2 separate regions of the Homo sapiens genome follow, and region 2 is linked to region 1. Evidence: chromatin loops called from intact Hi-C (ENCODE). Cell type or tissue: Caco-2. All regions are shown on one strand. Links, peaks and the distances in the headings refer to the core of each region. The heading gives the core; the rest is flanking DNA.

Region 1 (5,392 bases), core at 244-5,243:
GCACAGATAAAGAGATAGAATATATGTACAAGTTTAGCACCATTCCTGGCTCGTAGAAATGTTAGCTGTAGCCTTTATTATTTTCTTCAGTCTAAGGACCAGCCACGATGTCCCTGAACAGATTTCTTTCTTTCTTTCTCTGGTCCTTAGCTCCTTCCCCATCAGCACTTAAACGTCCTGCCCTTTAGACGTCCCCTTCCAACCAAACCAAAGTCTTTCCCAGTTGTCCTAAACCCACCCCTGCTCTCGCTTCCCACCTCAATGAAAAATCTGTTTACTGTGGCTGATTTTGGATTAATGTGATTCCAATGTTGGGTTAATTCCTAACAGATGCTGATTAGAGGAAGTCACTCTCCACCTAATGCAAAATGATGCCCAGTTCCTTGGTGGGAAGGGTGGAAGGCTGAAGAGAAGGATCTAGGAGGAGCAGTTTCTCCCTGTCTGCTCTAGAATTTACTTGCTTGCTCTCTTACTTCATCAGCCAATCATCTGCTGGGAAACAATCTCCCTAGAATCAATCCAGATCACAGAACTACTTTTCCACGGTTCTGCACCCCAGAAAGTCAAAAGATTGGAACCAGAGTGACCACCACCCACTCATCCTCACATACGATCAGTGGTTCCCTCCTAGAGACGCCGTGTCCCTCACCTTCCTCTTCTCCCTGAGCTTGGCGGCTTCCTTTGGATGGTTAAAGCGAAACATATTGGTTCTTCCCAAGAGAATCACAGCACCTGAAAACACACAAAAACAGTAATGAATTTACAGTAAGCAGTCTGGTCAGTTGCCAATACCATAACATGGAATTCTACTGTTGAAATGTAATTTCCAGTGTATTATAAAATAATAAGGGAAAGCTTTAGTCTCAAAAGTCTGCTTACTTAAGACAATTTCAAATCTGGAAATACCTTTATTTTTACAGCTGAGTGTCACAACACACATTATATCCTCATATCCATAATATCCAGCAGAAGTGATGAATCTAAGCATTACAACATATTATGAGATTTAAAACTTAACAGACATATAATTAGACTTTTGATTGTCTGGAAGAAAAAAGGAAACCAGTTCTCCAAAGAGATATAATATCAAGCAAAGCATATGGTCACAACTTTAGGAATGTTTATTGATACTGGTAAAAGTAGAAATCTCAAAAGAAAAGTGCTTTCAAAAGAAAACGTATGGAATTGGCATAATATAGGTAACTATTACTAAAATCTCCCTCAGAATTTGACGGGAGAGAACTTGTGTACATTTATGGTCTATTTCCAAATAAAAACACTGCTTCTTCTCAAAACCCTATTAAAATTCCACATTAGACCCATAAGAAAGGGTCCTTTTGACTGATGACAGTCTTCCTTATTCAGAAAACAACTGCACAAGGGGCAAAATAATTCAAGGGAAATGCCCAAGGAAAACAAAAGCATGGGAAGAGGCAAATTTCAGCTTGATGAAGCAAACAAACCCATTTTAGGGTCACAGCTGTCTAAAGCGGGCACAGGTGCCTGCAGGGCTGTGAGCTCCTTGTCACCAGAGGCATGTAAGAGAAAAGATGTTGCAGAAGAGGTTCACTGTGTCTTCTGAAGTCCCATCCATGTATGAGAGGCCACGTGTATGGTCCCATCCACGTATGAGAGTCTACAATGCCTCAGGGCATCAATGAAGATAAGACACATGCACTGACAGTCAACCATGAAGAATGACAGGTGAGTGCTTAAGTGTCTAGCACACTTAGCTGAGTGTGTGATTAAGTGACGAGTGGAGCCTGGAGTAGCTGGGGACAGGCTTCTGCACCAAGGACCTAAGTTGGGTCTCACCGGATAACCAGAGGGCAAGAGGAAGTGTTCCATGTTGGGTAATTGCAGAGAGAGTCTAAGCTATAGAAAGGAGAATGGCCTGCTATGCTCAGGACAGAGGAGAGAATCATGTCCATCCAAAGTTCAGGATGTTTGAAACAGCATCAAGAATCAATACTGGATAGATGAAATAGCCTGTGAAGACCGGAGAACAAGTATGAGAGTTTAGACCAGAGGTCACAAACTGGTGGCCAGAGGAAAAACTCCAGTCTATAGATGTATTTTTTTGTGTTCCCTGTCATGTTTCAAAAACAAAATCTTTAGTTGGCAAGAGTTCAAAGTCTGGAGAGTTCACATAAAAGTCTGGGTACTTTTCTAGCATTCCTTCAAAATTCCTAAGATATGCTATCAGTAGATCTTTGTTTGCACTTAGCAAAAATCCCTGGGCTGCTGAGAGTTGCCTCCTTTGCACAGGTGACCTCTGGTTGACCACAGTCACTAGCCTCTTGCTTGGGTAATATCTTCACCTGGGCCCTGCAGGAAATATCATAATACCAGATATCTATTCTGGAGCTCAGGCCAGCATATCCACCTGCCTATTTGATGTATTGTTTTGGACAACTCAAGGGAGTTTCAAATTCAATATGATTAAAACCTAACAGGTTTAAATAACAACGACAGGGAGCAACTGATATGGGTTGGTTTTAGTGGTTGTCATTATTTAGCAGAAACAAAGTCACTATGAAAAGGAGGATAAGACAGTTTAGGAGCCCTAGTGGGGCAGCAGCAGATATTATCCACTCTACAATTTGCTTATCCCTGTCATGCAGAATTGCATTTGTATTTTTTCCAATTATGGCAAGACCATTACCATGATAAAAAAGGTGTTTCCCATGCCTTTTACGACTAGGACTACATAGTAAGCCAAAAGCTAAGCAGCCACGTCTAGGATGTATGTATATTTAATGCTGTTAAAGTTACATTAGAGATTAATAAAGCAATCACATTCCAGGTGTTAATTACATCTCCAATTCTTCTTTTTTTCTGTTAATCAAATGCCCAGTCATGCAAGTTGAAAATTGCTAAAATATGTTAATGGAAAAATAGAATGGTATTTCAGAGACATATTTCAAATTGTATTAAATCATTGAAAATAATCTTGCCACCCATGTTATCTGCATGAAATACACACAAAAAGCCCTGTAAGGAGTTATAAAAGAAAGCAAAACTATCATGACAATTCAGTGCTTCCATCTAGATAATGTTTGAGTCAACTGTCTGGCATGTTAAAAGGGGTCCATTAAGGCTGGTTTCCTTCCCTTTCTTCTTCTAAGCACCTGTACTCAACAAATCTCGTGAATTTAAAAATTTGCTTCATTTTTACATGATGCCACTGTTCATTCAGCAAATATTTAATGAACACTTACTGTATGCCAGTCACTGTGATAAACATGGGGGATACAGAGTTGAGCAATTCAGACATACGCTTTGCCTTTATGGAGCTTTAAAAAATGTCAGAGAGAGAGATAAATAATCAAATAATGAAATGATTCCACAAATAAATGCAAAGCTGCAGCTGAAGGAGAAGAACTGTGTCCTGGGCTCAAAGAGCAACAATGATAAGGGTTTATTATAGGGGAAACTAGAGAAGGATATCTTCAAGGGAGGTGGTGTCTAAAACAAGCTCTGAGAACAAGTTGGGAGAGTGTCTTGCATAAAAGCAATAATGATCATGATGATGATTGATGATAATAATGAGGAGGAAGATGCCACCAAGAATGAGTGACTGGAAGACAACCATGTGGCTATGGCAAAGGGAACAAGAGTGAGCACTGCACCAACATAAGGCTTGAGAAGGAGGGAGAAAGTGAATCAACTCAAATGTTTCAGGATGTAAAGGATCTTGTGTTTTATCTAGTTGTAAGAGGAAGACACTGAAGGGCTCTGTGCAGCAGCATAACATGATTAGATTTCAGTTTCACCAAAGATCATTCTTGCAATGGTGACTGAAGAAAGGCCAAACAGGGCAAGAGTGAATATGGCTAAGCAAGCCAGGTGGCTACTACAGTGGTCCAGGTAAGTGATGATGGCTCTGGACTGGGGGAAAGGGTTACCAAAGCAGAGAAGTAAAACAAAACTGGAAGATATGTAGGAGATAAAATCAATATGATTTGATGATGGGCTAGACACAAAGAGGAGACGGGGGTGAGGAAGATGGCTTCTGGGTTCTGGAATGCATCACTAGTTGAATGGGGAGTCTTCTGCACAGACTGAGAACACTGGAAAAGGACCAAGATGGGGTGGGGAAAAATCATGAGTTTGGTTTTGGACATAATGAATTAGAGATGCATTTGGCAAATGAAAATATGGGTTTGAAGCTCTTGAATAAAAGTCTGGGATGTCGATCTACCTTCCTACCCACTTACCTACATATATATATATATATATATACATATATATATATATATATATATGTAGGTACATATATATATGTAGGTACATATATATATGTAGGTACATATATATATGTTGGTACATATATATATATGTAGGTACATATATATATATGTAGGTACATATATATATATGTAGGTACATATATATATGTAGGTACATATATATATGTAGGTACATATACATATATGTAGGTACATATATATATGTAGGTACATATACATATATGTAGGTACATATACATGTAGGTACATATACATATATGTAGGTACATATATATATGTCGGTGTACATATATATATATGTAGGTACGTACCTACATATATATGTGTGTGTGTGTGTGTGTGTATATGTGTGTGTGTATGTGTGTGTATATATATATAGAGAGAGAGACATATACATACACACACATATACAGGTTGACTATCCCTTAGCCAAAATGCTTGGGACAAAAAGGGTTTTGGAGTTCTGATTATTTTTTGGATTTCAGAATACTGGAATATATATAATGAGATATCTTGGAAATGGGACCCAAGTCTAAACATGAAATTTATTTATGCTTCATATACACTTATAGAGAGTCCTGAAAGTAACTTTATACAATATTTTAAATAATTTTGTGAATGAAACAAAGTTAGTGTACAGGGAACAATCAGAAAGCAAAGGTGCCACTATCTGAGCCACCCATGTGGACAATCTGCAGTTGCTTAGCATCACCATCATTCCTGATTCTGAATTATATGCTGCTGATAAGCAATCACCTGGTGATCCATGTCTTTTTGTTAGCATAATGAACAAGTAGGAAATTCACTCCTTGAACTGAAAACAGGGAGGATGCAAGCTTTTGCTTATCACAGCAATTTTACATTTACGCATGCCTGCTGCATTAGCACATCTCAGCACAGTTATTCTGTCCTTGGCACCCTTAGTTCCTGTAGGGGCTGCCTCATTGTCTGCAGTCAGTGTCTTTCTAGAGCAATAATGCCAAAACGGTGATGTTTCATCAGCATTACAGACTTGGTTCTGGTGTCAGATTTTCATCACCGATGACCTTGACATACTCGTCAATAAATTTCTCTGCTGCTTCATAGTAAGCAGATACTTTATCACCACAAATCTTTAAAATGTAATGCTGTGTCTGTTC
Region 2 (5,392 bases), core at 283-5,282, 140 kb before region 1:
GGCCACCCCACTCCTTTCTCATGGCTTCTAGCTTGTTTTTAGGAGAAAAGCTAACAGAGTTTAGAAATCAACCAAAGTGCAATTTTTTTTAAACCCTTAATTACCACAAACTGGTATTTCTTATTGTTTTCTGTGATTCTTTTCTCTGGAGATTGTCCCGGCAGCTTTGACAGAGCAGTTGCAGCCCACCCTCCTTCCTTCCTTCTGCAAGAGTGGGAAGGAACGCTGGAGTCACAGGAATAGCAAACCCCGAGGCTGTTCTCCAGTGAGATGCTCTCAGGCACAACTGTAAGTGCTACTGGAAAGACACAAACACTTCTGCAAATGTTAATTGTGCATAAGAATACTGGACACTTTGAGGAAAAGAATTCTGCTTTCAAGCAGTGATGTTTAATTATATTTTTCACATTTTCCCCACAGGATTTAATTTCTGGAGGAAGGCTTCCCTCTTTCTGGTGATATGTCTTGATGTTACCAAACCATTTCCTATATTTAATCTTGTGGGGCTTTCTGCATTTTCATTTATGCATTTCCCATTTTGTACCCAGTGCACTTCCCCATCTTTGATGCTTAGCGAAAGATAGCTTGTGCATCTTTTTGCAAACATATCCATTTGTCTCTCTCTGAATGGGGAAGAATCTGCCTTTTCGGCAATGGAGAAGGGGAAAACCAAGTCAATGAACTTCAAATTCGCAGTGTTTGGAGAGGTAATCCTTAGGAAAAAACCTCATTATTTCATTTTCAAATACAAGAGTATATTTCAAATGAGGACAGTCAAAGAAAGGATGTTTTGCATTTAGTCAATTTTGCAAGAGTCACACAGGAGACAGCTTTCTAGAAAGGCATGGGGTAACCTTGGGAGATGTGCCACAGCCTAGTGCCCAGAGTTCCCGGATGGTAAGTGCACGCATGTGCTATTTGCAGGTAACAAGGATGAACTCACATCCTTCAACCCCTTCAGTTCAGTCAACTGCCTTTTTGCTCCTTCTACCATTTTAAAGTTTAACAGGGTTCTACTGGATCCCAAATTATCATTCTCAAGGTAACACCCTGGTCAACATTAACATCACCCCTCTAACTCAAAGGTACCACTACGGGATCAATTTGAAACAGGATGCTTCAGAAATTTGTAATAATGGGCAACTTTTGTCAATTTGGAAATAATTCCCTATGTGCAAAGTTCAAAATTGTGTACCACAGAATCATTTCCTATCTAATGAACTGTCATCAGTAAAAGCAGTCTCAACAGAAAAAAAACCAAAAACCAAAAAACAAACAAACAAAAAAAAAACCAAGAAAGTCAATAGCCAGGTCTTCTTGCATGTGAAAAAGGAGGAATACACAAGGTTTAATTTGCGAGAATGAGTCTCTGTAGATTAATGGTCTTTAATTAGTTTTCCCAAAACCTAAATCACCTGTCATGATAAGCTAAGTAAAACTAAAGCAGTTAATTTTGCCATCTCACTGTCCTTGTCCCTTCCAGCCCCTAGTTAATTTTGCCATGGATTTATTTTGCCTAACTTTTCTACTCCCCTTCTTTTATTTAACATGAAAAAAGAAAGACCTTTCTGATAAAGTCGGATCTGAATCACTCCTATAGGTGTGTGTCAGATTATGGAAGGAGAAGGGTCTCCTGCGGCAGAGACGTTCAACTGTCAACTGATGACACCTCAAGGCAACATTTTAATCAAGGCAACATTTTAGGCATTTATAAACGTCAGTGTACTTGAAAACCTAATGCTACTGTTTGAAGCATGTCAGGCCTGAAGCGCTATGCACATTCTCTTTGAGGGGACAAGGCAAGCCTGTGGCAGGCTCAGAGTATCAGTAAGGAGCCACATCCCCTTAGCACGTGGCTCTGCATCCCTGACTGCGCACCTGAGGAAATGGGGTCTTGTGGTTTTGTGCTGCAGGAGATGTGTCCAGAAAAAAAAAAATCTTGTCTTTAAAAGTTGAATACAGAACACCAACGTGACCCTGCACCACAGCTGCTCCCCAAGGGTGCCTCCACCTCTGAGTCTATGGCATGTTCTAGCCGTGAAAGCTTTTGGCTGCTTCTGCTCAGACTTGGACACATATGCTGTCTACAGCTCTGAGTAGATCAGGGACCAAATTGGGCAGAACTAGCTCTTTCTGCATAGAATTGTAAATAGAATCGGCCCTGGGGTGGGATACCCTGTTTGTGTATCTTCAAATCATCCCCCATTATGAGCCACAGAATCTTCTAGATGTCAGTCATTGGGGAAGCCAGCATGACTTGGTTACTCCCTATTCATATGCCAAAATTAATCACGAGGTTAAATGTGAATCTTTCTAATTCAGCAATAGCAAGGTCTGAGTGGGAACTGGGCGGAAGGTTACAATACCAGTGATATCAACAAATTTGGTGCACATATTTATCATGCAAGCAAGACCTAGGAGTGAATGTCAAAACTACTTAAATAAAAAATTGTTTAAGTTCCTTAGATTTGTCCAACCGACTGCAAAAGTATTTATGTTCATGACACTTCAATTTGAATTGCCTAAAGTGGTCAGCTTGGCGTTACTTTGTTATTTGATGACTTGGAAGTAATAAAATATCCATTTGCTAATTTTCTTTCACTCTTTTAAATTAGTCCAAATCAATGGAGTTTCCATTTGTTATCCTAATTCTGTCATCTGTCTTATCTTCACTCCAGAAAGGAATTCTGTTGTTTAGATGTGACTTTTCATTTGCTTTTCAACTTTCCCTCATGTTTTATTCAGAATCAGCTGCCTTTAAATCAGATTGGAAGTATGTACTTCACGTACACATATGAGGGACTGTAATGAGTCCGAATGACATGGTTTATTCCTCTGCTGTAACCATGAGCTGGAATGAAACTCAAGAGACCATCCAGTACCACAGCTTCATTTTCAGATGGACAGACTGAGGCCTAGAGAGGCAAAACGACTCCCATGTTATGACCGGCCTTGGCCAGAGCTTGCTAGTAGTACTCAAACTCCAAACTCAACTATAATTACTTAAGGTGAGGATTAGAATAGAAGGATCTTCTGATTTCAGCACTTCTTACAAACACATGTCTATTTATTCTTGCCAAACCTTCTGTGTGATTTTAACAAAATGCTTACCAGGAGCCTAGTCTCCAATACCGGCCTCAAAGGCCAAGAGATAGATTATCTGGTCAGTTTGAAGAGAAACCACTTAGTTTACTCAGCAAATGAGGGACCATCTTTAGGGCTTAAGACTCCTCTTAAATAAATGACCTATGGTTAATTATTATCTACCCAGCTCTTATCCCTTAATCTCTAGTTTGAAATTCTCTGGTAGTAATTGCTCCTAAACCTATTCCTGTAATCACAACTGCAGACAAAAGCAGGTCCTTCTGCAGCAAAAATGTCCTCATTTTTTTTCACACTATACTATGATATTTAATTAGTGCAATACTAGTTTTCCTCCTTATAGGGATAATTGCACGTTTATGCATATTTTTCAGGTTGGAGAACTTTGTTGTGAAGGCATTCTCTAGAAGATGGAATGCAAACATGTTCTGTTAACCATTCATTTACGACTTCAATCATTACTATCACTGCATCTTCTGCAACACAAATGCTGAGTTATACATTATGCATATTTCCAAGAACATTAGATCAATGTTTAAACAGACTAGTATGAATGATCATGTTACAGACTTAAAATAAGCTGAGCTACAGGGTAGATGCCATAACTTCATTTAATATTGATAGCAGCTCAATTTAAATTTTGAAAAAGCAAATACATTTAATAAAATTGGTGTGAATTATTACATATTTTGATGGAACTACTGTACAGAATGTATACATATATAAATCTATAGATAGAATTATATACATTTGAGTATATACCACATACATATTTTTTCCACTCACATTTTTCTCTTTAGTAAAACAAAGCAGTTTTACTGTACACAGAAGTGCAATGCTACATTAAGTCCTGAGTAATTTAAGGTATCATTAATAAACTGCTATAAATTCTAGTTTTCCAGCCAAAGATCCAATAGATTCTGTAACAAAAAATGTGAATAATACTTAAAAATATGCATTTAGCTTTGCGTTCATTTTGTGCTTAGCAGAAAAAGCTCAAGAATGCACAGTAGCCATTTAGATTTGGGAGAATGTTCTTGAATATTCAAGGTTAAATAAATATCCTAATTGTAGGGATTTATAGAAGTTTTAAGTAATGTTGTCTACATCCAATTTGTCAAGCATGGAAGACTACAGTCATGATTGGATCAAAAAATCCCTTTTGCAGAATATGAAATTCTGTGTAAACATCAGTGTTTGGGTTTTATATAAAAGTTCTGATTCAAATGAGGGAAAAAAAGAAAAAAATACAATGAAATAATTTAAAATGCTTTTCTTGGAATATAGCCAGCCACATGGAAGAAATATAAAAAATACGAGTATATTTTGGTGAAAGAGGAAACCAGATGAAAGTCATTTAAGGGTGGTCTGGTAAGCCACCCACTTTGGGAGGTCCCAGGCTGGCTGGGCTCAGGGAACCCACGATGGCCCAACCACATCTATCTTGCCACAGGGGACGAACTTTGCTGCGCAGTGAGAAGGAAGCACTGTGGGAAAAGGCCACGTTCAACCGCAATGGAACGGTAACGGCTGCCTGTCAGGGCCACATCAGCAGGCAGAGCATCCCATCCCCAAACTCAGGCACTAGGTATGGAAACGTGAGGTGGCCCGGGCCCGCTGCTGCATGTCTGTCTTCAGCAGGAGGAGGCAGACCCGGATCCTCGCATGGGGGAGCTGCCCTGCATCGGAGCCCGCTTCGACGAGAAGGCACTGCTGTGGTGGTTCCTCCATCACCCCTGGCTCTACCCCGTCCCGTGGCTGCTGTAGTCAAAGACTCCTTTCTTGAAGAATGGTGAAAACTCACAAATGGTATGTTTCGAGAGAGTCAGTCCCACTTTGTTGATGTGGAGGGGAGATGTTGCGGACTGGAGCATCACGCTGAAAAAGTCCCTGAGGTATTTCTGTGGAAGAGACAAGAGTTAAGAACATGGTCAATTGGGAGGTCAAGGCGGGTGGGATCGCTTGAGCTCAGGAGTTTGAGACCAGTCCAGGCAACATGGAGAAACCTCATCTCTACAAAAAATAAAGAAATTAGCTGGACAGGGTGGTGCACTGAGGCAGGAGGATCACTTGAGCCCAGGAGGTAGAGGCTGCAGTGAGCTGTGATGGTGCCACTGCACTCCTGCCTGGGTGATAAAGCAAGACCCTGTCTCAATCAATCAATCAATCAATCAATCAATCAATCAATCAGAATACGGTCAAGGTACTGTTGGATGGTGTCAAGAAGAGAAAAAATTTCCAGAAACAACTTCCCACCCACCTGGAAAGTGCTATCATTGTCATTAAAACC

The links. A loop is a pair of places that touch in the nucleus more often than their neighbours do. Peaks named below come from ENCODE experiments on the same cell type or tissue, not always from the same donor. Only the 100,000 strongest peaks of a DNase experiment are listed, where the experiment ranks them.
Region 2: it touches region 1 in a loop (5-fold over the local background); 2 of 110 quality-filtered maps call a loop at or near these places.

Annotation. Positions count from the first base shown.
Region 1 is chr20:16,405,725-16,411,116 of GRCh38, forward strand. It overlaps KIF16B (kinesin family member 16B), which reads right to left. Exons shown (of 26, transcript NM_024704.5): 16 at 650-732. Among named protein-coding and RNA genes, the nearest start is that of KIF16B, 170 kb to the right of the region's middle. In Caco-2, for the core only: no CTCF peak of the experiment used is centred there; DNase peaks (open chromatin) are centred at 1,697 and 2,277.
Region 2 is chr20:16,268,409-16,273,800 of GRCh38, forward strand. KIF16B (kinesin family member 16B) reads right to left here. Exons shown (of 26, transcript NM_024704.5): 26 at 3,696-5,003. The coding sequence ends at 4,845. Among named protein-coding and RNA genes, the nearest start is that of KIF16B, 300 kb to the right of the region's middle. In Caco-2, for the core only: no CTCF peak of the experiment used is centred there; no DNase peak of the experiment used is centred there.